4 separate regions of the Homo sapiens genome follow, and all the other regions are linked to region 1. Evidence: read pairs that join two places in POLR2A ChIA-PET (ENCODE). Cell type or tissue: HepG2. All regions are shown on one strand. Each heading gives the region's core, and the rest is flanking DNA. Links, peaks and the distances in the headings are about the cores only. Region 1 holds the start of LOC124904013 (a long non-coding RNA gene). Region 2 holds the start of MAP7D1 (MAP7 domain containing 1). Region 3 has its middle 3.8 kb from the start of CSF3R. Region 4 holds the start of EVA1B (eva-1 homolog B).

Region 1 (7,214 bases), core at 2,341-6,340:
GTGGTGAAACCCTGTCTCTACTAAAAATACAAAAAAAATTAGCCAGGTGTGGTGGTGCATGCCTGTAGTCCCAGCTACTCTGGAGGCTGAGGTGGGAGGATCACTTGAGCCTGGGAGGTGGAGGTTGCAGTGAGCCAAGATCATGCCCCTGCACTCCAGCCTGGGTGACAGAACAATAACTTGTCTCAAAAAAAAAAAAAAAAAAAAAAAAAGGCAAGGAAGAAAAAATTATAGAAGTTATCAAGGTTACTCAAGGTGCCCAACTTAGGTAGCTGAAAAATGGTGGTAGCAACTGCAGAAATGGAAAAATTCAGAGCAGGAACTGATTTGGAAGGGACTTGATGAATTTTTCTCAATAGACCTACTGGGTTTTGAGTAGCAGTAAGACATCTGGGGAATAAGCAGTGTAAGACATGGGAAAATGGAGATCCAGAGAGCAGTGTGGGCTGGGGCACAGACCCGGACTCAACAGCATGGGAGGAGACAGCTCAAGACAGCTACCCTCAGGTAGAGGAAATACAGCCCCAGAGGAAACACGCACGTTAGGGGACAGGAGAATGAAGTGGGCTTAAAAAGAGAGAAAGAGATAAATGGAAAAGAAGCAATCAGAGAAATGGGTGAAGATAAATGACACAATGCCCAGAAAAAACAAAATACCAAGGAGGAGGGTGATCAGAATGCTCGAGCACTGAGGGGGATGCCAGAAGCGAGGACTACAAGAGGGGATATGGGTTTTAGGAACAGGGATATCATTAGCAACCTTTGCTGAAAAAGTTATTGGGGTCTTGGGAGTAGAAACCAGGTTCCAGTAAGCAGAGCCATTGGTGTGAGAAAGTGGAAGCCTCGGCCGGGCGCAGTGGCTCACGCCTGTAATCCCAGCACTTTGGAAGGCCAAGGCGGACCTGATTACGAAGTCAGGAGATGGAGACCATCCTGGCTAACACGGTGAAACCCTGTCTCTACTAAAAATACAAAAAATTAGCTGGGTGTAGCGACAGGCGCCTGTAGTCCCAACTACTCGGAGGCTGAGGCAGAAGAATGGCGTGAACCTGGGAGGCGGAGCTTGCAGTGAGCCGAGATCCCGCCACTGCACTCCAGCCTGGGCGACAGAGCCAGACTCCGTCTCAAAAAAAAAAAAAAAAAAAGAAAGAAAGTGGAAGCCTCACTGTACAGCAGCAGTTCTCAAACTTCTTCTTGGTCTTGGAACCTCTACATACTCTTCAAAATGATTGACAGATTATGTGGGTTATATGTATTTTCTGTCATATTGGAAATTAAAATAAAAATGTAATATTAATTCATTCAGAAATTAACTCATGAACATAAATTTACATTATATATAAATATATAAACTAACATATTTTATATATAAAATATATAATAAACTCACAAATTTATATATATACATGTATAAAATATATAAACTCACCAGCATTAGTTTATATATATATAAAATGTATAAACTCACTAACATAAATTTATATATATATATATAAAATATGTTGGCCGGGCGCGGTGGCTCACGCCTGTAATCCCAGCACTTTGGGAGGCCGAGGCGGGTGGATCACGAGGTCAGAAGGTCGAGACCATCCTGATTAACACGGTGAAACCCCGTCTCTACTAAAAATTAAAAAAAAATTAGCCGGCCCTGGTGGCCGGCGCCTGCAGTCCCAGCTACTCGGGAGGCTGAGGCAGGACAATGGCGTGAACCCAGGAGGCGGAGCTTGCAGTGAGCCGAGATGGCGCCACTGCACTCCATCCAGCCTGAGCGACAGAGCGAGACTCCGTCTCAAAAAAATAAATAAATAAATAAATAAACAAATAAATAAATAAAATAAAATATGTAAACTCACTAGCATAAATTTATATATATAAATTATATAAACTCACTAACATAAACTCGCTAACATAAATTTCTATATATATAAAATATATAAACTCACTAACATAAATTTGTATATACATAATATATAAACTTACTAACAAATTTATATATATAAATTATATAAACTCACATTAACTCACTAACATAAATATGTATGTATATAAGTTACATAAACTCACTAACATAAATTTATAAACTATATAAACTCACTAACATAAATTTTATATAAAATATATTAACTTACTAACATAAATTTATATATAAAAATATAAACTCATTAACATAAATTTGTATATATAAAATATATAAACTCACTAACACATTTATATATAAAATATATAAATGCACTAACATACATTTGTATATATATAAAATATATAAACTCACTAACATACATTTGTATATACATAAAATATATAAGCTCACTAACATACATTTACATATATATATATATATATATATATATATATATATATATATATATAAAAAATATAGGCTGGGTACAGTGGCTCATGCCTGTAATCCTAGTGCTTTGGGAGGCCGAGGCAGGTGGATCACCTGAAGTCAGGAGGTCGAGACCAGCCTGGCCAACATGGTAAAACCCTGTCTCTACTAAAAATACAAAAATTAGCCAGGCATAGTGGTACGCACCTGTAATCCCTGCTACTTAGGGAGCTGAGGCAGAAGAATCACTTGAACCTGGGAGATGGAGATTGCAGTGAGCCAAGATCACACCACTGCACTAGCCTGGGCAACAGAGCAAGACTCTGTCTCAAAAAAAAAAAAAGTGTGTGTGTGTGTGTGTGTATATATATATATATAAACATAAACTCACTAACATAAGTTTAAAACTTATGTAAGTAGCAGTATTATCAACAATGAGGTTTATCTGCGGCACAATTCTCGCTCACTGAAAAATCCCAACACCCAGCCATGAAAACTTGCAATATAGTCGGCATTGGCAACTTTTGACAGTCTCTATGGAGACTGAATATTTAAAAGAAGAGAAGCAAATCCAGTCTCACATAGATAGCTGGAAAAGTGATCATACTTGCGGAAAGGCTGGCATAAGGGCCTTTTGAGAAGTTTGACTGTGGAAAGTAAGAAAACAGTAGATTGCATGGAGGAGAAAGACAATTTTATTTTTAGAATAAGAAGAGCCCAACTGTGATTGCTGATAAAAAGGGAAGCCTCCTAGGAGAGATGGAAATCAATGAATGAGAGAGTGAAGGAATGAAAGAAGCCTCTTTTTTTTGTTTGTTTTTTGTTTTTTTTTGAGACAGGGTCTTTGTCACCCAGGCTGGAGTGCACTGTGCAGTGGCACAGTCATAGCTCACTGCAGCCTCAACCTCCAGGGCTCAAGAGATCCTCCAGCCACAGCCTCCCACGTAGCTGTGATGGCAGCAGCGGCCCATCTGGAGCAGCCAGCTTCAACCACTTCATGCCAGGCAGAGGTGCAGCTGGGGCTACGTGCTCTGTGGAGCCAGCAGGGGCCAGAAACAGATGATGCCAGCAGGAGCCCCACACCCTACCAAGTTGACGGGGCATGGAGCCCTCACTCCTGGGCACAGCTGCAGCAACCCAGCCATGGCTCCAGACCCGGGCATCCCTGTGCTCTTGAGGGCCCAGAAAGCCCCTGCCCCCGCAGGCTCAGAAGTGCTTGCTCCCACTCCCTGGAGTCTCCCCACTCTTGGCGCCCACTCCAGTGCAGAGCAAAGTTGTGGCTAAGCCCGGGCACTGTTGTGACCCAGCTTGATGTGCGTGCACTGTGGGCGACACTGACACACCAACCCCCGCTGCCTCAGCACCCCCCCAGACTTTGGGTGCCAATAAGCATGTGATGGAGGCCAGGGGACTGAGGGTGGCTTGGTGCAGGCCTGCAGGCTCCCACCAGCACAGGCAATCTGGGCACCAGCAGACAGCACGTTAATAGTGCCAGGAGGCAATCAGGTTCCTAGGCAGAAGGGGCAGATGCCCAGTGAAGCCCCACCTTCAAGCCAGGGGTGGCCTGAAGCCTGGGGGTGGGGCTGCCAGTTCCAGGTGGAACCCAGGACAGGAGTAAGAACTTCATTGATGCCTTCCAGCCAATTGGATGGTACTTTTTCCAGGCCCACCCATGGCCACCCATGGGCCAACCAGCATGCACTTCCTCCATTCTTCGCACATGAAAACCCCAGACTCAGCCAGTCTCAGACACTCCACAGGACCTGCTTGCGGAAAGGAGCCACCCACTTCAGGTCTCCCGAGAGCTGTTCTATCACTCAATAAAGCTCCCTCCAGCTTGCTTACCCTCCAGTTATCCACATAACCTCATTCTTCCTGGATGCGAAACAAGAACTTGGGACCTGCCAAACAGCGGGAGTAAAAGGAGTATAACATATTCCTGGCCAGCTCGCTGAGCTGCGGGTGGTGACACACTCCCAGACTGCAGGAGTGAAGAGTGGTGACCCTTCCGGGGGCCCACCCTCCACCAGCGGGTAGCTGTGCCACATGACAGGAAGCGGTGGCTGGGCCTAGCCAGCCCAGGAACCACGGGCCAGAGCAGGGCAGCACTGAGCGGTAGGACTGAAAGAGCTGTAACACATATGGACTGAAACACGCCCCCGCCCCCCAAGATGCCCCGCCCCTGCTCCTCGTGTGGTGAAGAGCTGCAGCCCTTCTTGGGGCCCAGACCTCCGGGCTCCACAAGCCAGGGCTGTGACACACTGTAACACCCTCTTTGTGGCTCTGTGGTTCCTGGTGTCTCTGAGCTTTCGGCCACCACTGTGTTCCCCTTGTCCAGATGCTGGTGCCCACAGCAGAAGCCACTTACGGTATGTCTGGTCCAGCCGCAGCCTTGCACAGAGCCAAAGCCTGTGCCGGCGCCTGGAGCTGCCAGTGCTGGCCCTTGGAGCTGCCCACCCGCTGCAGCAGCCGGCCTATCTGGCTGTGTGCAGTGGTCGGACCCTGTGCTCACTCGCTCACACATCCCTCACTGCTCCACACCTGGCACGCCTTTGGCAGGCGTGGGATCCGAGCCCGTAGTGCAAGCTGAGCCCAGCCTGCCAGACTGAGCAGGCAGAACGAGCCCAGCAGGCACAAGCAAAAGTCAAGCACAGGCGCTGCTAGCCACAGAGGTTTCCAGATGGCAGAGTGACACCCTAAGGTTCTTGTGACAGCTGGGACTATAGGTGCACCCATTACACCCAGCTAAATTTTTTTTTTTTTTTTGAGACGGAGTCTCGCTCTGTCGCCCAGGCCGGAGTGCAGTGGCGCGATCTCAGCTCACTGCAAGCTCGGCCTCCCAGGTTCACGCCATTCTCCTGCCTCAGCCTCCCGAGTAGCTGGGACTACAGACGCCCGCCGCCACGTCCAGCTAATTTTTTGTATTTTTAGTAGAGACAGGGTTTCACCATGTTAGCCAGGATGGTCTCCATCTCCTGACCTCGTGATCCGCCCGCCTCGGCCTCCCAAAGTGCTGGGATTACAGGCGTGAGCCACCGCGCCCGGCCACACCCAGCTAATTTCTTAAAACATTTTTGGCCGGGCTCGGTGGCTCACGCCTGTAATCCCAGCACTTTGGGAGGCCGAGGTGGGCAGATCACCTGAGGTAGGGAGTTCGACACCAGCCTGACCGACATGGAGAAACCCCGTCACTACTAAAAATACAAAAATTAGCCGGGTGTGGTGGTGCACACCTGTAATCCCAGCTACTTGGGAGGCTGAGGCAGGAGAATTGCTTCAACCCGGGAGGCGGAGGTTGTAAGCCGAGATCAGGCCATTGCACTCCAGCCTGGGCAACAAGAGTGAAACTCCATCTCAAAAACAAAAAAAAATTTAGAGATGGGGTCTCACTATGTTGCCCAGGCTGGTCTCAAACTCCTGAGCTTAAACAGTCCTCTTGCCTTGGCCTCCCAAAGTGTTGGGATTACAGGTGTGAGCCACCACCCCCAGCCAAGAAGCCTAATTTACTGAGCTTCTTCTCTGTGCCAGATGCTTTCACACATTAATGAAGGTCACTTAAATCTTACAGTTCTCTGAGAAAGGCCTAATTTTTTGTTTTCATAACAAGCAAATTGAGGCTGAGGAAGAAAGTAATTTTTCCAAGGCTATACAGAGTGACTTTTAAAAAATGTAAATCAGGTGGGGCACAGTGGCGTGTGCCTGTAGTCCCAGCTATTCTTGAGGCTTGGGTAGGAGGATCACTTGAGCCCAGGTAGTTGAGGCTGCAGTGAGCTATGATCACACCACTGCACTCCAGCCTGGATGACAGGGTGAGAACCTGTCTCTACAAGTAAATCAAATCACTTCGCTCCCTTTCAATAGCCTGTCATAGCACTTCTAGTACTAGATGAGAAGACTGAGGCACAGAGAAGATACTAACTTGCCCAAAGTCACAATTAGCCAGGAGTAGATTTGAACCTAGGCACTGTATCCGGAGGCTGCACTCCTAACCATGAAATCTAAACTCCTTACCTTGGCTCACAAAGCCCTATATGCTCTGGTTCCTGCTTCCTCTCTGGCCTCTTGTTATACCACTCTCCCCAGCTTCCCTGGCCTTTCCTGTGTTCCTAAATTGTCAAGGTCATTTCCCCCAGGTTCTTTGCATGAACTGTGAAAAGAAAAAATTTAACTTTTAATTGGTGATTTGACTTTTTTTTGCCAAATTTGTTAAATCTGACTTTTATTTGCAACTCTAGAATCGGGCAACACTTCATTCTATAAAATGGAATGAGTGTTCAAATGAGCTGAGCAGAGGAGATTGGTTTTACAGCCAGAAAAGGGCTGAGGAAAGCAGAAACAGAAAACAAAAAGATTGGTTGTTTCAAAGTTACTTTCCTTGTAACTTTGAAGGCTAAAGCAGAGGGGACTTCCTTATCCTGCCAGCTAAAACAGGATGGTTTGGAGATCTAGCTATCTCTCACTCTTCTGATTTATCGGAATATCAGATAAACAACTTAGTTTCCACTTGGTGATGTAGAACTTTAGCATGAGTGACTCCATTTTGGTTCTGTTGGGCTTGGTGCAGGAGCCCTGTTCAAACCAATGGCCTCCAATTTTTTTTTTTTTTTGAGACGGAGTCTTGCTCTGTTGCCCAGGCTGGAATGAAGTGTTACTTTCTGAGCTCACTGCAGCCTCCACTTCCTGGATTCAAGCAATTCTCCTGCCTCAGCCTCCCAAGTAGGTGGGACCAGAGGTGTACGCCACCACGGTGGGCTAATTTTTTCTATTTTTTGTAGAGACAGGGTCTCCCCATTGTTGCCCAGACTGGTCTCGAACTCCTGGGCTCCAGTGATCCTTCCGCCTTGTCCTCCAAAGTGCTGGGATTACAGGTGTGGGCCTCTGCACC
Region 2 (7,214 bases), core at 1,310-5,309, 250 kb after region 1:
CTTGGGTCTTCTCTCCTGTTCCCACTGTTCCACTTCAGGTATGGGGCCCCTCCGTTCCCTGGATACACCCTAGCTCATGTCTGCCTAGAACTCCCCTCTCCGCTGCCTTCTTGTCCTATACTTACCTCCTACAATTCTAATCAATCACATCTCAGGCTTCTGACGGAATTAAAAATAATGACAAAAAACAAATAGCTAGGCTGGGGGTGGTGGCTCACGCCTGTAATCCCAGCGCTTTGGGAGGCCAAGGTGGGAAGATCACGAGGTCAGGAGTTCGAGACCAGCCCGGCCAATGTGGCAAAACCCTGTCTCTACTAAAAATACAAAAATTAGCCGGGCGCGGTGGCAGGCGCCTGTAATCCCAGCTACTCGGGAGGCTGAGGCAAGAGAATCGCTTGAACCTGGGAGGCGGAGGTTGCAGTGTGCCGAGATCGTGGCATTGCACTCCAGCCTGGGTGACAAGAGCAAGACTCTGTCTCAAAATAAATAAATAAATAAATAAATAAATAAATAAATAACAAATGGCTAGCACTTATTGGGCACTGGCTATGTGCCAGGGCCTAGTCTAAGTGTTTTCTGTTTTCATCTAATTTAAGGATGCCAATGTCTCTATGAGATAATTTCTAGCATTATTCTCATTTTACAGATGAGCAAACTTAAGACTTAGGTTAAGCAACTTACTGAGGTCACACAGAGGTAAGTTACGAAGTGGAGACTTAAACTGTTTAATTCCAAAATCTACACTCTTAAACAAATCGACTTCCAATTCCTGCTCCCACCCTCCCCTATATTTCATACCTCCCTGCTGGCACCGGTTGCAGAAGCATAACCACAATAATGGTAATAACACTTTATTGCAGGTGTCTGGTGTCTGCGTGCCAGATTCCTTGAGTTAAATCATCTCTAACCCTCACATTAACCCCACAAGGTTGACAACACTGCCCCTATTTTCCAGGGGCAGAAACTGTGGCTCCAGGAGGTAAGTCACTTGCTCCAGTCCAGTAGCCAGTACATGGCTAACTGGGATTTCCATCCAGGTTTTCTGACCTGAAAGTGGTCCCCACACTTGTCCTCTACTCCACACCACCCCCTGTTACTGCTCAGTGTCCAAGTGCAAAAAGGAACTCAGAGGGAGCAGGGTTCGTGTCACATGCTCTCGGAGTGTCAGGCCCATGCCTCAGACTATCACAGGGCACATGCTGTGAGCACATTTACTCCCAGAAAGCCCCACAGAGGACTCCTGTCACCTTTGACTATTCTGTGTGGGGAACTGCCACCATCCTGATCCAGGTTCTCATGTGACTCCATCTAGATCCCTGTGTATAGAAGAGTCCTCTCAATGCAAGAAGCCTATATGCAGTCTGCCCACCGGCCCCTGACGCAGCCCTCCCCGCCCACCGAACATCCCCCCTGCCCCTAGGAGAGCCAAGCATCTCACCCATGCTCTCATATTCAGTCTAGGCATCCTACCCAAGTATCCTAATTATAAACTAGCCACCAGCTCAGGCTCTGTATCCCAGTCACCACCCCCATTCAGGCCCCCAACTATCCAGTGCCAGAGGCCCTCAGGTGCAGAGGGCCAGTAAGCTGAGGTTGGACTCAGGCTGGGCCTCCCTGGGTGTCCCCTCTCAGGTTCAGCCAAACCAGGACAGACCCAGCCACCCTTGTTTCCAGCCCAGCCTACAAGCCTCCTGAAACCCACCAGTCTGATGGTAGCCTCCCCTCCCTGTTCTCCCAGGTCCCACACCCAGACAGTCCCCTAGAAGCATCCTCGCTGGCATGGGGAGGAGCCCACCCACAGCCCATTGGCCCCACCTTATCCTGGGCTCTCCGCACCCACACGAACTGTTTCATCCTGTGCCCACACCCCAAGGGGCAGGGAGGTGACAGGATTAGGCTCAGGACTCCATGGGGGTGTGGGGATGGGGCCACCTCCCCCCTGAGTCAATGGGAACAGAACTTGGGTCTTCAATAATCATGTTCTTCCCTCCCCTTCCAGGAAGAAAGAGAAATCGCCTCCCTCCAAAACCAAGCCCAACCAGAAACCTGTCCCCACCCCCTCATCAGCTGCTCCCAGATCCGAATGGGATTTGCAGAAGTCCTGAGCACTGGTGGTTGGTGGGGTGAGGGAGGGGAGGGGAGCTTTGGTGGTCTAAGGTGTGGGCAGAAAGAGAGAAAAAAAGAGAGTAAGGGGGGAGGTATCAAAGCCTCAGGCTGGGGAATGATGTGGCAGGTCCAGGGAGTGCCGGCTTGGAGCCTTTACCTCATTCTCTAGTGGGAGATTGGGGCCCAGAGAGGCTGGGAAGGAGGGCAGGCAGGAGAAGCAGATTTACTTCTGTCCCCCTCCTCCCCGAATCAGGCTGGGTGGGCTCCAGAGTAGGCCTGGCTGCAGGGGAGGCGGCCCACTCCCCAGCTCCCGCCCTCACCCCAAACAATGCCGCCTCCCCCTCCCCCTCGCCTTTATCCGGCGGGTTACTTGGCAGCAGCGGCTAGAGACCTCCCTCTCTCCTCCCCTCCCTCCTTTCCCCTCCCCGCCGGCCCGCAGCAGCAACAGGCCCTTTGCGCGGCAGCTGGACGGATGGGGTGGGGGCGAGGTCTGGGCCAGGGCCTGAGGGTACGGGCACTAAGGCCGAGGCGTCGGTATGCAGGGCCCAGGCCTGAGAATATGGACCCCCGACACACTCAGGCTGGGGTCACATGTGCCACGGGGGATGGGGAAGGGGACGGAAGCCCTAGCTCAGTAGAAGAGGATCTTCAAGGCCCGGGGTGAATCGGGAAGGGACGTGGGGGCGGGGAAGCTGAGATGGCACTAAGCTGGGGCAGAAGGGTCACCCCAACAACTCCCGCGCGGGGTCCCTGCGGCTCCCGACGCCCGATGCGTCCGGCACCCGGGGTGGGGGAGGGGGCAGCTGTCAGAGGATGCATCGCGAGCCTGGAGCCGCCGCCGCCGCAGCCTTTATTTTTAAACTTCCAAGTGGTCAGAGGGCGCGGCAGCGGAGGGGTCCCCGCCCAGCCGGCCGGCCTCATCCTCGGCCGCCCTGCAGCCCCTCCATCTACCCCCATCTCGCCTCCGCGTGGCTCCCGGCATACCTGGGGGTGCGCCCGCCCCCAGCTCCGCACGCGGGCCGCTCTCCATGGCTGCGGCGTCACTGGGGGTCTCGGGGTCTCAGCGGCGGCGGCGGCGGCGGCCAGTGGCCAGGACAGGGGTCCCGCGGCGCATCACGCCCGGCCCGGCCCGGCCCGGCAAGTAGCGACTCGGAGGCGGGGGCGCTCCGGGGAAGGTCGAGGCAGGTGGCCCGCGAGTCTCGGAGGTGCCGGTCGCCCGGGGTCTCTCGGCTGCGGTCGCGAACCCGTTCCCCGCCCGGCGCCGGCCCAGTCCCGGCCTCGGCCCAACCCTATTGTACCGCCCGGGCTGGGCCTGGCCTCTCGCTGGCGCGTACCAAGTTCGAGGCGGGGGGGTCCACCCCAGCAGCGCCCCGGGACCCAGCCCCCCGCGCCCGCGCCGTCCGCGCCGTTCGCGCCGCCCCCGCCCCGGAGCCCCGCGCCCGCAGCCTCCCGGCGCCTCTCCCACGGCCACGGCCGAGCGGGCTCCACGGCTCCAGGAGTTCGCCGCGCTAGCTGCCTCCCCCTGCGTCCGCGTCTTGGTACGCGCCGCAGCGCCTGAGGACTAAGTAGGGAGCGCTCGGGTGACTCACCCGCCGCGGGGACTGGGGGAGAGGGGGAGCAGGGCTGGGACTCCCCTTTCCCACCCTGGAGTTTGGGGGCTCTGGCACTGGGGCTGAGAGGGCAGCTTCGAGTCCAAATTCTCGCTCAAACCCACCTAAACCAAAGCGGCCCGGGGGACGTCGGGAGGCATGAAGGAGAGTCACAAGGAGACCCCTGAAAGGGTTTCGCTTTCTCTCCCCTGCTGATGGCTGGGCTGGGGACAGGTCTGGGAGCCTTGCTGCCGCCCTTGCTCCGGCATTCTGCGCTTGTGTCTTCCCTGCTCCTCTGGGGGTAATTACAGCCCTGCGCAGCTGCCTTACCCAGGTCTCTAATCTGCTGGGTCCCTCCCGGCTCCAAACTGGGTGGTCCTAGCCCTGGACCTCCCCCACCCCCACCAGACGACCCCGCCAATCACCCCAGAAGGATTTTCTCCCAGTGGTCTGTCGATGAGGGGGTGGTGACCCCCTCCAGAATCCACTCCCCAAAGTAGCCCTGCTTCCCAGCCCTCCAGAATGGACTCCCAGCCCCCTTGTTGGTGCCAGCTGAGGTGAGGGCTTCAAGCCAAGCCAGGCCCAGCCCGGGGCAGAGTGGGGAGCTTGCTGGGAAGGTGGATGGATGATGGTGGTGCTGCTGCAGGGACTTGGGTTGCGGGGGAGGAGGAGGGGCAGCTGTGCCCTGCCCACCCTGGCCCTGCCCTTTGTCCTGACTTCTAGAAGGTCAGTTCTCTAGTTCTTCATTGTCCAGAGATTAGGCCCAGTGAGATACTGTCCCCCTTGCCCCCCTTCCCTCCAGTTTCTCCTTCCTTTAAGCAGCTCCAGAAAGCGGCCATTTGGAGGGATAGAGTGGGAAACAAAAGGGTCAGGGGCTCAGGCAACCTGGGAGCAGCCTGTCCTGGGATGTGTGCGTATCTGGGGGCTTGGACACTCTTGGGAAGGCCTGGGAAGGGAATAGTGTCCCCTCTGGCCCAAAAACATTAGAAAAGGATGATGATAGAAGGGCGGCAACTGGAGCCAGTAACCTTGAGCTAGTGACTTAACTTTTCTAAAATCTAATTTGCTCTCCTACAAAATCAGAAAAATAGTAGTGCCATGAGGTATCTTGGGGTCTTTGTAAAGATTAAATAAGGCAATGGAAATGAAGTGCTGAGCACAGAACCTGGCATCTAGGAAGTGCTCAGTAAACAAGTATAATGGTGATGAAGGCATTGATGAGTAAAAGTGGAAGGACGAGGAGCAGATCCCCCATCTTTGTGTCAGTCATCTTATCTGCAGGGTGGGGGGACTGCGGGGATGACGGAGTTCATGACAGTCCTTTGTGAGGTCAGGGGCCTCACAGCCTGCCTCTTCCAGAGCTGGACAGGCCAGACCTGACTCAGGCAGTGACCAGACTCAGGAGAATTCAGGAACACGTATGGGGAGAGAGCCCTCTGGAATGGTTCTTCTCCCACCTCCCACCCCTTGTCTTGAGATTACTGCAGGGATGGAGATGGATGGATGGATGGATGGGAGTCGCGAGATACCCACATTGGCTACGGCTCAAGACTAGTGGCTGGCTGTGGTGGCTCACACTGTAATCCCAGCAATTTGGGAGGCCAAGGTGGGAGGATCCTTGAAGTCAGGAGTTCGAGATCAGCCTGGCCAACATGGTGAAACCCTGTCTCTGCCAAAAATACAAAAGTTAGCCAGGTGTGGTGGTGGGTGCCTGTAATCCCAGCTACTCCAGAGGCTGAGGCAGGAGAATCGTTTGAACCCCAGAGGCGGAGGTTGCAGTGAGCCAAGATCATGCCACTGCACTTCAGCCTGAGCAACAGAATGAGACCCTGCCACAACAAAACAAACAAACAGCCAAACAAACAAAAGGAATAGTGGAGGTGGAAATGGCAGCTAAAAATGAACAGATAGGCCAGGGACAGCCCACGTAGGAGGACTTGAATGCCAAATGCTTGGAAACAAGCATGGGGAGCTGTTGAAGATTATGGGGTTTTTCAGTAGAGGAAGGGTGAGCAGACTTTAGAACTGGAAATCTATTGTCTTTGGGATTGACTGTGGGGAGCTCACTAAAAAGAGCCCCTGGTATTAGCCTACATCAGGGGGTTCTCAACCAAGGGCAATTTTGCCCCCCAGGAGACATTTAGCCATGTTTAGAGACATACGGCGGTGGGCGGGGGGTGTGTCTCTAAACATGGCAGCTACCGCGTAGAAGCCAGGGATGCTGTTTACCATCCTACATTGCGTAGGACCATCCTCACAATAAGGAATTCTCAGGTGCAAAATGTCAGTAGTGCTAAGGTTGAGGAACCCTTCCCTAGCTTGAGGGTGAGGCACTCACAAGATGTTGGTGCTGGAGACCAGCAGAGCATCTGGGAGTTAGGCAGCTTAAACGACAGTTCTCCTGGCCAGACCTGAAGGTTTCCTGTGCTGCTGATGAGTCCACAGGGAGTGTGCGGAGGATGGCTGAGGAGGGGCCTGGAGAGCACCCGTGTTCCGTGATTGAGGCAGTTGGTGGACAGAGGAAGTGGACTCCTCTCCATTCTCCTCCTCACTGGCCAGGATCCCTGGCAGATTCCAGGCCCCAGCAACCAAGAGGGTTAAGAGTGTCTCTCTCTGAGTTTGGGGCTAGGTAACGCTGCATGGGGCACCACAAATAGACATCCCAGAGAAGGAGCAAGTAGGGTACTTGCTGAAACCCTAACATAAGAGGCTGAAGTCCCAACAGCATTCCCTGCAGTCTTTGGCGAGCGACAGGGACCTCTGGACCAGGGCAGTAGGAGATCGTGGCCCAGGGCAGTCTCCTCCTTCTGCACGGAAACAGGCATGAGTGAGCTGTTCCTTTCACCGCAAGGTTGGGCTGGGGCTGGGGGAAGCCCACAGAATGGGGATCAGAAATATGTTCCTATCCTGGCCAGGCACAGTGGCTCACGCCTAATCCCAGCACTTTGGGAGGCCAGTGCAGGTAGATCACTTGAGCTCAGGAGTTCGAGACCAGCCTGGGCAACATGGCGAAACCCTGTCTCCACCAAAAATACAAAAAATTAGCCAGGCATCGTGGTGCGTGCCTGTAGTCTGAACTACTCAGGAGGCTGAGGTGGGAGGATCACTTGAGCCCGGAAGGTCAAGGCTGCAGTGAGCCATGTTTGTGCCACTGCACTCCAGCCTGGACGACAGAGACCCTGTCTAAAAAAAGAGAGAAAAGATAGTAAAAAAAATCTTTAAAAAAAGAGTATACTAAAGAAATTTTTGGCCAGGCGGGGGTGGCTCACACCTGTAATCCCAGCACTCTGGGAGGCCGAGGTGGGCAGATGACCTGAGGTCAGGAGTTCACGACCAACCTGGCCAACATGTCGAAACCCAGTCTCTACTAAAAATACAAAAACATTAGCCAGGCATGGTGGCACATGCCTGTAGTCCCAGCTACTCAGGAGGCTGAGGCAGGAGAATCACTTGAACCTGGGAGGCGGAGGTTGCAGTGAGCCAAGATCACACCACTGCACTCCAGCCTGGGCGACGGAG
Region 3 (7,214 bases), core at 1,590-5,589, 85 kb before region 1:
GAGTCTGAGCATCACTGGGACATGGTTAGACGCCATCTGCAGGGAAGAGAAGATAATCCCACTTTAGACATTTCCAAATTAAAAGAACAAATTTTCGAAGCATCAAAAGCCCATTTAAATTTGGTACCAGGAACTGAGGTAATCGCGGGAGTTGCTGATGGCCTCACAAATCTTAACCCTGTCACGTGGGTTAAGACCATCGGAAGTACTACTATTGTAAATTTCATATTAATCCTTCCCCAGAGGCAGGCCCCAGTCTGCAGGTGTACCCAGCAGCTCCGAAGAGACAGCGACCATCGAGAACAAGCCATGATGACAATGGTGTTTTTGTCTAAAAGAAAAGGGGAAAATGTTGGGAAAAGAAAGAGAGATCAGACTGTTACTGTGTCTATGTAGAAAGAGGTAGACATAACAGACTCCATTTTGTTCTGTACTAAGAAAAATTCTTCTGCCTTGAGATGCTGTTAATCTGTAACCCTACCCCCAACCCTGTGCTCACAGAAACATGTGCTGTGTCGACTCAAGGTTTAATGGATTTAGGGCTATGCAGGATGCACTTTGTTAAACAAATGCTTGAAGGCAGCATGCTTGTTAAAAGTCATCACCACTCCCTAATCTCAAGTACCCAGGGACACAAAACACTGCAGAAGGCCACAGTGACCTCTGCCTAGGAAAGCCAGGTATTGTCCAAGGGTTCTCCCCATGTGATAGTCTGAAATATGGCCTCGTGGGAAGGGAAAGACCTGAGCGTCCCCCAGCCCGACACCTGTAAAGGGTCTGTGCTGAGGAGGATTAGTAAAAGAGGAAGGCCTCTTTGCAGTTGAGATAAGAGGAAGACATCTGTCTCCTGCTCCTCCCTGGGCAATGGAATGTCTCGGTGTAAAACCCGATTGTATGTTCCATCTACTGAGATAGGAGAAAACCGCCTTAAGGCTGGAGGTGAGACATGCTGGTGGCAATACTGCTCTTTAATGCATTGAGATGTTTATGTATGTGCACATCAAAGCTCAGCACCTTTTTCTTAACCTTATTTATGATACAGAGACATTTGTTCACATGTTTTCCTGCTGACCCTCTCCCCACTATTACCCTACTGTCCTGCCACAACCCCCTCTCAGAGATGGTAGAGATAATGATCAATAAATACTGAGGGAACTCAGAGACCCGTGCCTTCGCGGGTCCTCTGGAGCACCAGTCCCCTGGGCCCACTTTTCCTTCTCTATACTTTGTTTCTGTGTCTCTCTCTTTTGTCAGTCCGATGAGAAACACCCACAGGTGTGGAGGGGCAGGCCACCCCTTCAGGGTCTGGTTTTGAAGGGCCTCAAAGGACATGAGGAAGACTTAGAAATTTAGCCCATGGACAGCGAGGAACCAATGGATGGATGCCTTTTTTTTTTATTTTTTGAAGGAGTTTTGCTTTTGTCACCCACACTGGAGTGCAGTGGCATGGTCTCAGCTCACTGCAACCTCCACCTCCCGGGTTCAAGTGACTCTCCTGCCTCAGCCTCCCGAATAGCTGGGATTACGGGTGCCCACCACCACGCCTGGCTAATTTTTGTATTTTTAGTAGAGATGGGGTTTCACCATGTTGGCCAGGCTGGTCTCGAACTCCTGACCTCAGGTGATCCACCTGCCTTGGCCTCCCAAAGTGCTGGGATTACAGGCATGAGCCACAGCGTCCAGCCAATTTTCTGTTGGGTGGTGACATACTGGAATTCACAATTTGGAAGAAGCACTCCAGCTAAGTATAGCAAGGGTGTATCCCAGGAATGAAGGCAGGGAGACCAGGAGGAAGCCGAGACGTCATCCAAGGAGACAACAATGATGGACTGGCTTCCTGCAGGGGCCATAAGGTGGGAGAGAAGGGACAAATCGCACTGGAAGGAGCGACAGACTGGATGTAGGGGGTGACCAGCAGGGAGGTGTTCAGGACCAGTTTAAGTTTCTGGATTCACCAGGACAGAAAAGCAGGTTTTTAGGAGAAAACATGGAGGAGCTCAGCTGGGAGGCGTGTTTAGTTTTGATGTGTGTGGAGCTTCAAGGGGAGCTGGGGGTCTGAGAGGCAGGACTATGAGGTGCTACTCAGGGTCATGCAGCATCAATATCATCTGTGGGTCTAGAATGCAGGCCTTCCCTCCCCACCACCACCACCACCGTCATTCCCAGGCCTGGGCCACCTTCTACCTCTGTTATGGCACCCATTCCAGCCTCCATGTCTTTGTTCTCACTGTTCCCCTGCCCAGCATACCTCCCCTCTTCCATACAAGTCCCACCCATCTGTTCAGTTCCCACCTCAACCAAGTGGTTAGAGCAAAGGTCCGAGGTCAGAGGTGGATGGGGCCTGAAAGAGTGGTGGTGAGTGTGGCAGAAAATGCAGAAGCCTTATTTAGAGCCCAGCTCAGCCTCAAAATGGCTGTGGGACATGAGCAGGTCACGTTCCCTCTCTGGGCCTCAGCTTCCCAACCTTTCAGGGATGAATAAGGAAAGATCCTTGAAGTTACAGATCTGGAAAGCGCCATAAGGTAAAACATCATCAGGACACTGAAGGTATACCACAGGACACACTCTACAAATGAGGAGAAAGCTTATGAAAAAAGACTTAGTGGCCCAGTGCGGTGGCTCACGCCTATAATCCCAACACTTTGGGAGGCCGAGCAGGCGGATTGCCTAAGGACAGGAGTTCGAGACCAGCCTGGCCACCATGGTGAAACCCTTTCTCTACTAAATATACAAAAATTAGCCAGGTATGGTGGCAGGCGCCTGTAATCCCAGCTACTTGGGAGGCTAAGACAGGAGAATCGCATGAACCTGGGAGGAGGAGGTTGCAGTGAGCCAACATCGCGCCACTGCACTCCAGCCTGGGCAAGAAGAATGAAACTCTGTCTCAAAAAAAAAAAAAAGAAAAGAAAAAGAAAAAAAGACTTAGTGGCATTTTCTCTGAGCCTTGAAGAATGAGTAGAATTTCAGCAAGTTGAGGTGGAGGTGAGGGAGGGCACTCGAGGCAGAGAGAACAGCCTGAGCAAAGGCCAGGAGGCGGAAAGTTCAGGGTGGGTTCAGGGAAGAAGGAGTGTCCAGTTTCTTTCTAAGTCAACAGCTCAAGGGCTTTTTGTAAGTGGGCTGTCCAAGCGGAGCAGCCTCCAGTAAACACCTGTTTGCACAATCGAGGTCACACACAGGGGCGCGTTTGCACAATGACCTGTTTGCACAATCTTAGCTGCCTGCTGTATTCCAGCCAACCCCGGCCCTGGCAGCTGAGCACCACAGCCTCAACTTCCGGGCACTCACCCCAGCTTGCCCACCTGGACCCCGCCCCGGCCCCTCTGAAACAAGCTGCTCCTTGACCTACCCAGAAGCCCCACACATCACAGGCAGTAACAGAAACAGAAACAACTCGGGGCTCAGTAGCTAGGCTGCCAAGAATAGGGTTCCCTCACCAGCACTCCCTTACCCAGGGTTTCCAACACACAGAGGCCTTGTCTGATGGAGGAGGGGCGGGAGGCAGGACAGCTGGAAGAGGAAGTATCCACAAAGCCGACACTGGGTGCGGGTAGAGGGGATGACTCCTCGTCTGTCTTGTGCTCTTCAGTGCACCATAGTAAACACTTATTAAGCATTTACTGTGTTCCTGGCTGTGTTCCACAAGCCTTACGGTCACTGATTTCTCTCAAGAATCCTATGAAGCCAATACTGTTAGCCCCATTTTACAGATGACAAAACCGAGGCTTAAAGAGATTAAACATTTGTTTGGAGTCACACAGGCAGCAAGTGGCAAATTGAAGCAGCCTGACTCCTCAGCTCATCATCTTAACCTCAGTACACTCTAAAGAAAGCTCTTCCTTAAATCTAACTTTCATTTCCTTAAATCTAACTTTTATTCTGGCTGCTGCAGCTCCATTTCCTGGTGCAGGTCCTCAACAGAGAATGGAGCACAAAGGAGAATAGTAGAATCTCCCTCCTAAATATTGAATTATGCAGAAGGGAACAAAGGAAAGCAACTTTATTGAACACCTACTATGCGCTGGTTACCATACTAGGCATTGTATTTCTGATAGCTAATTTAATTATCACAAAATCCCTGGGAGGAGTTATTATCACTGTGACAGATTAGGAAACAGAGGCTTGGAAGAGGTAAACACCATCTCCAAGGTTCTGCAGCCCAACAGATATGCATTGAGTATCCTCTGTGTGTCCGGCACTGTACTGAGGCTAGAGAGGCAGAGGTGAGAATACAGTTTCTGCCCTCAAAGAGTTCACAGTATAATGGAGGAGGCAGGCGGCCAACAGCCTACTACAGTATTACAGGATGAATGGGGAGAAGGGCCCCTAATTCAGCTTGACTAAGGTGTGGAAGCCCAGAGGGATGCTGAGCTCAGGCTGGATGCTTGAACTGGGTCAGGAACAGGACTCAGCCAGCAGGAGGTGACAGGCGCTCCGCAGAAGAAAGGCACAGGGTTGTTCCAGAGCCTGGGGCAGGCAGGGAAATACTAGTGAATTTGGCATGACCGGAGCATGACGGGCTGGATCTGAGGAAGCAGGGGCTGGTGAGGCAGGAGAGGGAGGCGAGGGTAACTTGCATGTCCGGTTCAGGAGTTAGGATGTGACGACGGGCCTCTGAAGAAAGACAGGGAGAGGAGAAGGATTGCAGGGCCATTGGCAAGGCTGAGACGGGAGCTCCATAAAGGCAGGAACTAAAACTGTGTCTCACCATTGTGTCCCTGCACCTGCTCCAGGAGCAAGTTCTCTGAATGATGAACAAAAGGCCCATTCTCCTTCATTAAGAACTGACTGGGGCCAGGCGCGGTGACTCATGCCTGTAATCCCAACACTTCGGGAAGCCGAGGCAGGCAGATCACTTGAGGCTAGGAGTTCGAGACCAGCCTGGCCAACATGGCAAAACCCTGTCTCTACTAAAAATACAAAAAAATTAGTCGGGCGTGGTGGTGCGTGCCTGTAGTCCCAGCTACTCAGAAGGCTGAGGCAGGAGAATCACTTGAACCTGGGAGGCAGAGGTTGCAGTGAGCCGAGATCGCGCCACTGCACTCTAGCCTGGGTGGCAGAGCGAGACTCCATCTCAAAAAAAAAGAATGAAAATAAAAATAAAAAATAAATTTAAAATGACCAGAAGGCCAGGTGCGGTGGTTCACGCCTATAAAACCAGCACTTTGGGAGGCTGAGGTGGGCGGATCACTTGAGGTCAGCAGTTCAAGACCAGCCTGGCCAACATGGTGAAACCCAATCTCTACTGAAAATACAAAAATTAGCCAGGCATGATGGCAGGCATTTGTAATTCCAGCTACTTGGGAGGCTGAGGCAGGAGAATCACTTGAACCTGGGAGTCAGAGGTTGCAGTGATCCAAAATCGCGCCACTGCATTCCAGCCTGGGTGACAAAGTGAGACTCTGTCTCAAAAAAAAAAAAAGAAAGAAAGAAAAAAAAGAACTAAAAGAACTGACTGGACATGGGAATGTGGAGAAAGGGTTGTAAGGAATGACTCCTGAGTCCCTGAGCTGCATGACTAGGGAGAGGAGGGGATGGTGGTTAATTCACCATGACAAGGTACGTGGGGATTAGAGACAGATTTGGTGAAGTGGGGGAAGATTCATCCAGTTGATCATTCATTCAACAAACACGCATGGAGGCCTTACTGTGTGGCAAGCAGTGTTATAGACACTGGAGATAAAGTTTTGAACAAAACAGATAAAAACTGTTGCTCTTATGGAACTTTCAGTCTAGTGGGGATTGAGACAGCCAATATCAGATGGTGAAAAGGGATTTGGGGGAGAGAGAGATAGGGAGTGGGAGGGAAGGGGCTTGCAAATTTTGAAAAGGGTGCTCAGAGAAGGCCTCAATGAGAAAGTGACATTTGAGCAAAGACCTGAAGAAGGGGAGGGACCAGCCCATGTAGCTATTTGCGGGGGAAAGAGTCCAGGCAAATGAAACAGCAAGTGCAAAGGCCCTGAGGCAAGAGACAGCATAACAAGTTCAAGAAGCAAAGAACACAGAGTAGCTGGAGCAAGGCAGCAAGGGGGAGAATAACAGGAGAGGGATCCAGGAGGTAACAGGGATACCAGGTTTTGTAGGGCCTTGTAGACCATCCAAAGGGCTTTGACTTTGACTCTGAATGAGACAGGAGCCATTGGAAAGGTTGGGACGAGGATGGGCTGATCAGACTTCTGTTTGATTGATATCGCACTGGCTGCTGAAGGAATTACAGACAGGTGCGGGAACAAGGATGAAATAGAAGCAGGAGAGCAGGCAGGGGGCTATTGCGATTATCTAGGCAATAGATGAGGGTAGCTTGGAGCTGGCTAGTATTGGTTTCAGTTATATTTATATTTTCCAAATATTATCATAAAAATATTCAAACGTAGAGCCAAGTTGAACTTTACAGTGAATACCCAGGATTCTGGTTATATTTGGAAAGAAGAGAGTCCATGGGACTCACTGAGCGAGCAGAGCCTGTGGGATATCTTGGGAGGGTTGCAGCAGGCAGTCAGGTCATTTGACTTGGAACTAGAACTACAGCCCTGGTCTGCAGCATCACACCAGACCCAGATGCCTCAAAAGGATTATATGTTAAGGACAGTCTGCTGGTCTGTTGGCACCTAACCTTTTTTGGGTTATGAATCCAATAAACTATGAGCAGTTTGAACCTTTCTCAGAAAATGCAAAGAAAATTATTTGTAGTTTTAGAAGAATCATGAATACAGACAATAAAAGACATAAAATGTAGTCTATTTCACTCAATTACAAAATATTCAGTGTTGCAGAACCATTGTGGGTAAACATTCCTAATTTTTAGTGAACATATAAAGACCCCGTGCCTCACCAAGACGTCCTCCTGTCTTGCCCCCAGAATTCCTGTTTCTCCATCTGCCTGGTCTATGGGCAATGCACAGAATACGTAATGAAGAGGGGAGCAGTGAGTATTGGGTTACACAATTCCCTGGAACCTGGAACACACCCTTCTGAGTACTGTGAAGATGTGGTCCCCAAGGCTAGAGCTGAAAAGAGGCTTAGGGCCGGGTGAGCCTTCCAGCCAGGGCCTGCCTCCAAGTGATGCTCCCCCAGGGCAGGGGGCATAAGGATGGCACCCAGCCAGGTGGGAGCCTGGGCCCTGCCCAGCCTCAAAGCTTTGAGCTCAGGAAATCCGGAGGCAGGGGAGGGGGACATCGTTGCCACATTCCCCAGCCCTTTAAGACCCCCAAGGCAGG
Region 4 (7,214 bases), core at 3,062-7,061, 77 kb after region 1:
CATATATCCAATTATTGATCATGCCCGTCTCCCCTGTTCAAACGCTGAGCTCCATGAATAAGGGCGGGAATCTTTCCTGTTGTGGCCACTGTGGGGGAAGGGATGAGGGGACTGGTCATCACAATGACTGGCAGTTACAAGGGTGGCGCCAGGGACTCCAGACAGCCCTGGAAGGAAGGCAGATTCTACATCCTGCACAACATAAGTGAAAGGCTTGTTTTTCATTACCAGAGCCAAGGCTCTAACTCCATTTTGCATATAAACACAAAGAGTGTATGCATTCTACTATACATTGAATTTTCCAGGAATGCAACTACTGTGTAAAGAGAAGGAAACGTGCACTTCATTGTGTTCAGAACTTTACCAAATTCATCGTTTCAGACGTTGACACCACCACACCCGAGCATCAGTCTGTACACAGAGCTGTGACCTCCCCAGCAACTGGGCACTTCACAAACACATTATCATTACCTTTTATTTCTTATATATTAATAAGGACAAAAAAACCATTGGATGATTTTTAATTAGATGTAAAGGCTGGCATATTAGCCATAAATTTCATTTCAGGAGCATAAAGGGAGCAACAGCAAGCATTATGAAAAGGCAGCTTTGGGTCTGAGGGGTGGAGAATGATGGCCTAGAGTTGCCCCATGGAAAGCGGTGGGGAGCATGGGCTCTGCAGTCCAGTCCAGGCCACTACTTGCAGCCATGTGACTCCACAGGCACTGCTTAACCTCGCTGAGCCTCACTTCCTTCTTGGCAAATGTGAGCCACGCTACAAACTGCACAGGGTTCCTGGGAAGACTGAAGGGCGGAGTGTGCATAGCATTTGGCAGAGTGCCAGGTGCCAGAAAGGGTACTCAATGTCCCTATTATTGTTTTCTTGTTGTTGCTGTTGTTTTGTTTGTTTTGAGACAGGGTCTTCCTCTGTCATCCAGGCTGGAGTACAGTGGCACGATCACGGCTCACCATAGCCTTGATCTCCTGGGCTCAAGCGATCCTCCCACCTTAGCCTCCTGAGTAGCAGGAACTATAGGTGTGTGCTACCGTGTCCAGCTAATTTTTGTAGTTTTCTGTAGAAATGGGGTTTCGCCATGTTGCCCAGGCTGGTCTCAAACTCCTGGACTTCAGTGATCTGCACACCTCGGCCTCCCAAAGTGCTGGGATTACAGACGTGAGCCACCACACTGGGCCTATGATTGTCCATTTAGCAAATTTTTGCCAGTACCCTCTTTCCAGCAGCTGTCCCAGGTGCTGGGGTCATGGGGACACTCAAAGGACTCAGGAGGCCCCCGGTGAGTCTCCCTCTTCCCTCCATCCAAGACCTATCCCCGTGGTAGGGTGAGGCCCATGTCAACGGCAGAATAGCCAGGGCAAGCCTTCAGTTTGGCCACTGGGGCCGGGAGCAGAGCTGTGCTTGGGTTTGCACTGGGTCCTGAATATGCCAGCACTCACAAGTCCCCTCCCATAGGCTCTGGATCTCTCGGCCCCCCAACCTTCCATCAAGGCCTGTCCTTCCTGTGTTTCATCTTAGCAGTACTCTCCGTGCTTTCCAAGGTGACAAATCTCTAGTCTCACAGGCAGATAGGAGGGCAGAGAAGCAGTCAACAAGCAGGCAGGTGAGCAGACAGCAGATAAGTCCTGGGCAGATAGGCAGCGAGGAGGTAGGGAGGAGATGGGCAGGTGGATAGTTGGGATGAGGGCCAGAACAGCAGGTGACACACGTGCAGAGATCCGAAGCGGGTGGCTGGGCTGACCCACGGACAGGCTGGTGGGCTGGGGAGCAGCAGGCAGTCAAGCAGCTAGGCAGGGGGTGGGGAGGGCATGTGGACCATGGGGACAGCCACATTGGCCAAAGGTTTCAGGGACCTTCCCCAGGGCCTCCAGGAGCAGTGCTTCTCAAAACCCTCCAGGGCAAGGCTGCCGCTTCTCCCACCTGGCCTGGCTTGGCCACGGCAAGCCCCTGGAGAAGACAGCACTCTGGTTAATGTGCGTCCCTCTCTCTGAAGCAACCAGCAACCATCATCTCAACCCTCATCCTGCTCCACTAGGGCTGAGTCATACCTGACCCACTCCAAACACATATGTCACATACCAACCCAGACACAAACATACTTTTGCCTGCAGGCAGAGATACAGAGAGCTGCGTAGCACAGAGGTGCATGGAAACAGCTTGACAGAAACAGATCCAAAATTTTAGACTGCACATAGAGGAGCACACATGTGGACTCTCACAGACACAGGTCTGTGCCACATGAACTGAGGCACTGAGGCACACAACACACGTAGTCATACAAGCACACTGTAGCACACACCGATATTCCCGTGGATGGCAGGCATTAAACATGCTCATGCACTCCCAGCAATGCTGCACATAAATAAGCTACCTGTGCAAACAGTCACTGACATACACCCCTTGAAGAAACAGGAATACAACCCACAGAAACTCAATATTGCTGATGGTCTTCAAATCTCGGCCAAGGCAGTGGGCAAATTCTGGCCTCATCTTCACCTCTCAGCCCAATCACACATGGCTGATCACATCCCTGTTCTGGCCTGGTTCTCCTTGCTGACTTCACCTCCAGGAGACCCCTCAATGGGCTCGAGCTTCAGACCCTTCTCTCTCTGCCCCCTTACCCCAGATGTTCGGTCTCATCCACTTCTGGGGTGGTAAATCCATCTTATGTGGTAAGGACTCTCAAATATCATTTTCAGCCAGATTCCTGGGGGTTCTACTTGCATTGCCAACACCTGCACCTGGATATCTAATGGACATTTCAAGTCTAACCTATCTACAGTGAAACTGACTACCCCCAAACCTGCTTCCCCACATGGGCTTTCCTCAGGTGCCCCAGCCCAGTATGAAAGTGTTCTAAACTCCTCTCTCCCTCACATTCAAGTCCAGTGCAGGAACTCCCTTCAGAACACCACCTGAGTCTGAGCCCTCTCGCCTCTCCACCGGCCCCGCCCTCACTGGCTTGGACAGCTGCCAGCCTACTCACCACCCTCCCTGCTCCCCTTCTTGCCCACAGTGGCCCACCCTACACTGAGCCACCACAGGGATCTTTCCAAAATGTGTCACAGGGCCATGACACTCCCCTGCTCAACGCTCCAGGAGCTCCCCACCACACTTACATTAAAAACCAAGCTCCTGGCCGGGCACGGTGGCTCACACCTGTAATTCCAGCACTTTGGAGGCCAAGGTGGGCAGATCACCTGAGGTCAGAAGTTCGAGACCAGCCTGACCAACATGGAGAAACCCCATCTCTACTAAAAATACAAAATTAGCAGGGTGTGGTTGTGCATGCCTGTAATCCCAGCTACTCGGGAGGCTGAGGCAGGAGAATCACTCGAATCCGGGAGACAGAGGTTGCAGTGAGCAGAGATCGCGCCTTTGTACTCCAGCCTGGGCAACAAGAGTGAAACTCCGTCTCAAAAAAAAAAAAAAGAAAGAAAGAAAGAAAAAGCTCATCAACAAGGCCATCGAGTCCCTGCACGGGCAGCCCCTGCCACTCTCCCCTGCACCCACACACCATCTGCGTGGCTTTCTTCCCTTGGAGGGAGGTATCCCAAGCATGTTCTTACTCCTGCCCAGACACTCTCCCCAGATCCTGGCACAGCTGCCTCCTCCTTAGGATTCAGGTCTCACTGTGGATGTCCCTGTGAGAGCCACTCCCAGGTGTTGTCCATCGCATTACCCTATCCTGTCATGCCCCCCAGCACTTAGAAGCATCTGAGATTATCTTCTATTGTTTCTCCAATTTAGTGTCAGCTCCATGAGGGCAAGGATTTGTGTCTGTTCTGTTTATTGTTAAATCCCCATTAAAACTATTCCTCAGGGCTGGGCGCGGTGGCTCACGCCCGTAATCCCTGCACTTTGGGAGGTCAAGGCAGGTGGATCACGAGGTCAGCAGATCGAGACCATCCTGGCTAACATGGTGAAACCCGGTCTCTACTAAAAATACAAAAAATTAGCCAGGCGTGGTGGCAGGCGCCTGTAGTCCCAGCTACTTGGGAAGCTGAGGCAGGAGAATGGCATGAACCTGGGAGGCAGAGCTTGCAGTGAGCCGAGATCGCGCCACTGCACTCCAGCCTGGGTGACAGAGCGAGACTCCGTCTCAAAAACAAAAACAAACAACAAAAAAAAAACTGTCCCTCAGTATTCTCAGGGGATTGGCTCCATGACCTCCCTCCCATAGACACCAAAATCCAAGGATCCTCAAGTCCTTGATGTAAAATAAATTGGTTCAGTATTTGCATTTAACCTATACACATCCTCCTGTATACTTTAAATCATCTCTTGATTACTTATAATATCTAATATAATGTAACCGCTATGAAAATACACTATTGGCCGGCATGATGGCTCACACTTGTAATCCCAGCACTTTGGGAGGCTGAGGTGGGTGGATCACTTGAGCCCAGGAGTTCAAGACCAGCCTGGGCAACATGGCAAAACCCCATCTCTACAAAAATTAGCCAGGCATGGTGGTGCACGCCTGTGGTCCCTCCCAGCTACTTGGGAGAATGAGATGGGAGGCTCACTTGAGCCCAGGAGGTAAAGGTTGTGAATGAGCTGAGATAGCACCTCTGTACTCCAGCCTGGGTGACAGAGTGAGACCCTGTCTCAAAGAAAAAAAATTAAATATATCTATTGTTTAGGAAATAATGATAAGAAAAAAAGTCTGTACATGTTCAGCACAGATGCAATTTTGGTTTTGAATATTTTTGATGCAAAGTTGGTTAAACCCACAGATGCTGTGGACTAGACTAGGAAGTGCTAGGCATACACAGTATTTGTTGACTAGTGGCTGCACAGATTTATATACAGACATACCCGCCCCCACAACAATACTCAAATACATCACATTAATAGACAAATATACAGATGTGGGCAAAAATACCTGCCCGCACATTCACAGAACACACTAAACAGTCACAAAGACACCCAGGAGTCCCTTTTCCATCCCCATAGGAGTCAGTCCTAGTCCTCCCCCATCTAGATCTGCCCTCTACTTGAACCCAGTCTCGGGACTGGGGGAGTAGGGGTCTGCAGCCCGGACAGGGAGAGGGTCGCTGGCCCACAGGCCTCAGGCAGCGCCTTCAGCTATGTCTGCAATTTCCTCTCCCCCTTTCCTCCTCCTCTCTAAGGCTCCCGCCAAGGCGGCCTCCCCCTCATTCTAGCTCCAGCAAGGGAGGGGAGGTCCATGATGGGGGGGCCCCGTGGAGACAGGGCAGAAGGAAGCCCCCCGCCACACACACTGATCACACACCACATTGCATGCACAAGCCCAGGTGGGAAATGCGTGTGTGAGCACAGGCAGGTTTAGCCTTGGGGTGGGGGACGGGATGGGGTGGGATCTGCCACAAGCCGCCACAAGCTGCTTGGTGCACAAGAGCGCAGGAGCTCGCAGGCACAGAGGCCCCACGCTGGGGTCTGCGAGACTGCTGGCCGGGCCCTGGCTCAAAGCTGGAGTCCAACAATCATTAACCCTGCGTGACTAGACCAGAGCTCGGCCAGGGGACACATTCAAGCCTGGGCCCTGGAAGGAGGGGTGGACAGTCCCCTCCCTTCCAGTCCAGCATGGGTCTGGGGAAGAGAAGCAGCTTTGCCTGGAAGGGGCCTCCTAGGAGGGGGAGCGGTGGTTTCTAGCTCAGGCTTTAGGATCAGAGAGCAGCAGATTCAAATCCTGACGGTTTTGGTAAAGTCAATTCAATCTCTCCAAGACTCCGTTTATTTGATCTGCGAAGTGGGGATAATGGTATCACGTCGCAGGGTTGTCAGGCGGAGTAAGTGAAAGAACCTGTCCAAGGTTTAGCCCTTGGCCCGCACGCAGGCAGAGCTCCAGCCTCTCTGTTGTTGCTGTTAGTGGCCTGGGGGCGGGTCCCTGCCGCGGCCTCCCCGGCGGTTTCCTGTGGGGGACGGACGGCCCGCGGGCCGGGCTCTCCCTCCTCCCGGCTGCCCGCTCCTCTCCCCTTCCTCTCCCAGCCCTTTTCCTCCCCGCCTCCCCGCCCGCCCCGCCCCGCCCCGTCCCTCCTCTTTCCTCGGAGGAAACTTTCCGCCGGCTGGTCCCTCGGTCCGTGTCCCGCCCGTGCTGCCGCGGCCTGGGAGCCCAGCGGGGCCGGAGGGGCGGCGGGACCCGAGCGGGCGGGGGCGGCCGGACCCAGTGTATGCGGCCGCGGGACGCGCTGGGGCCGGGCAGCCGGGAAGCGGGGCGCTGACGGTGAGTGGGCCTGGCCCCGGGCCGGTGGGTCCCCGCGGGGCGGCCGGGCGAGGAGAGAGGCAGCTTCCCTTCCCGGAGCCCGCCTGGGGCGTGGAGGCTCAGCGTCCCTATCCTCCATCCCGCCCCGGGACGGCGGAACCGGGCCTCAGCTGGGGACCTCACCAGGGGGCGGGGCCTCCCGCGGTCCCCGGCGCTGCTCCCAGGACTGGAGGGGCGTCCGCGCCCGGGAGAGGGGTTCCCCCCGACAGGGCCCCGGGCCGCCACGAAGTTAGGGAAGCGCTCTCTCCAGGGTGGAACCTGGGCCCGCGGCTCCCGGGAGAGGAGCTGCCCGCGGAAGGGGTCGGGGTGGGCTCCAGGCTGGGAGAAGGATCTGACTTTGCTGACCTCGCAGGCTGGTAGGGGAGCTGCCCCCCAGAGCAGCATGGATGCCCCGCGAAGGGACATGGAGTTGCTCAGCAACAGCCTGGCTGCCTACGCGCACATCCGCGGTGAGGGCGGGCGCCGGAAGACTGGGGGCCTGAACCCTTCCCTGACCACCATCCCCTTCCCTCCCCAGCGCCTTGTCCGTCCCCTCCGCCCCGCTCCCCGCCCTCTTGCCCGCTGGCGGTTCCCTAATGCCCTTCGAGTAGGGGTTACAGGCCTCGCCCCCACACCTAGAACCTGGGGTCTTTCGGAAGTGGGACAACCCCCACCCGTCCGGGCCTCTCCGTGACCCCCGCCCTGTGCCCCGCAGCCAACCCCGAGAGCTTCGGCCTCTACTTCGTGCTGGGCGTCTGCTTCGGCCTGCTGCTCACCCTCTGCCTGCTCGTCATCAGCATCTCGTGGGCGCCCCGCCCGCGGCCCCGGGGCCCGGCTCAGCGCCGGGACCCCCGCAGCAGCACCCTGGAGCCCGAGGACGACGACGAGGACGAGGAGGACACGGTGACTCGGCTGGGCCCCGACGACACGCTGCCGGGCCCCGAGCTGTCCGCAGAGCCGGACGGGCCCCTC

What was found. Peaks named below come from ENCODE experiments on the same cell type or tissue, not always from the same donor. Only the 100,000 strongest peaks of a DNase experiment are listed, where the experiment ranks them.
Region 2: POLR2A ChIA-PET joins it to region 1 with 10 read pairs; 17 of 35 experiments call an interaction of 5 or more read pairs at or near these places.
Region 3: POLR2A ChIA-PET joins it to region 1 with 13 read pairs; 2 of 35 experiments call an interaction of 5 or more read pairs at or near these places.
Region 4: POLR2A ChIA-PET joins it to region 1 with 34 read pairs; 8 of 35 experiments call an interaction of 5 or more read pairs at or near these places.

Annotation. Positions count from the first base shown.
Region 1 is chr1:36,398,379-36,405,592 of GRCh38, reverse strand. LOC124904013 (a long non-coding RNA gene) reads right to left here and starts at 4,330. Exons shown (of 2, transcript XR_007065797.1): 1 at 4,175-4,330. It also overlaps the pseudogene RNU4-27P. RefSeq lists enhancers at 4,135-4,224, 4,206-4,801, 4,802-5,398, 7,116-7,214. In HepG2, for the core only: a CTCF peak has its summit at 4,432; DNase peaks (open chromatin) are centred at 4,012 and 4,402; H3K4me3 peaks cover 1,524 bases.
Region 2 is chr1:36,152,340-36,159,553 of GRCh38, reverse strand. It overlaps MAP7D1 (MAP7 domain containing 1), which reads right to left and starts at 3,394. Exons shown (of 17, transcript NM_001388490.1): 1 at 3,091-3,394. The coding sequence starts at 3,136. It also overlaps a transcript of TRAPPC3 not described here. RefSeq lists silencers at 2,333-2,462, 3,203-3,592. In HepG2, for the core only: no CTCF peak of the experiment used is centred there; DNase peaks (open chromatin) are centred at 3,414 and 3,673; H3K4me3 peaks cover 2,901 bases.
Region 3 is chr1:36,483,071-36,490,284 of GRCh38, reverse strand. It overlaps a transcript of CSF3R not described here. Among named protein-coding and RNA genes, the nearest start is that of CSF3R, 3.8 kb to the right of the region's middle. In HepG2, for the core only: a CTCF peak has its summit at 4,423 (motif pointing right); DNase peaks (open chromatin) are centred at 3,214 and 4,394; H3K4me3 peaks cover 458 bases.
Region 4 is chr1:36,322,469-36,329,682 of GRCh38, reverse strand. EVA1B (eva-1 homolog B) reads left to right here and starts at 6,038. Exons shown (of 3, transcript NM_001304762.2): 1 at 6,038-6,224; 2 at 6,616-6,712; 3 at 6,958-7,214. The coding sequence starts at 6,646. It also overlaps a transcript of SH3D21 not described here. RefSeq lists silencers at 5,771-6,000, 6,091-6,450, 6,511-6,560, 6,651-6,840 and an enhancer at 5,885-6,769. In HepG2, for the core only: no CTCF peak of the experiment used is centred there; a DNase peak (open chromatin) is centred at 5,492; H3K4me3 peaks cover 1,745 bases.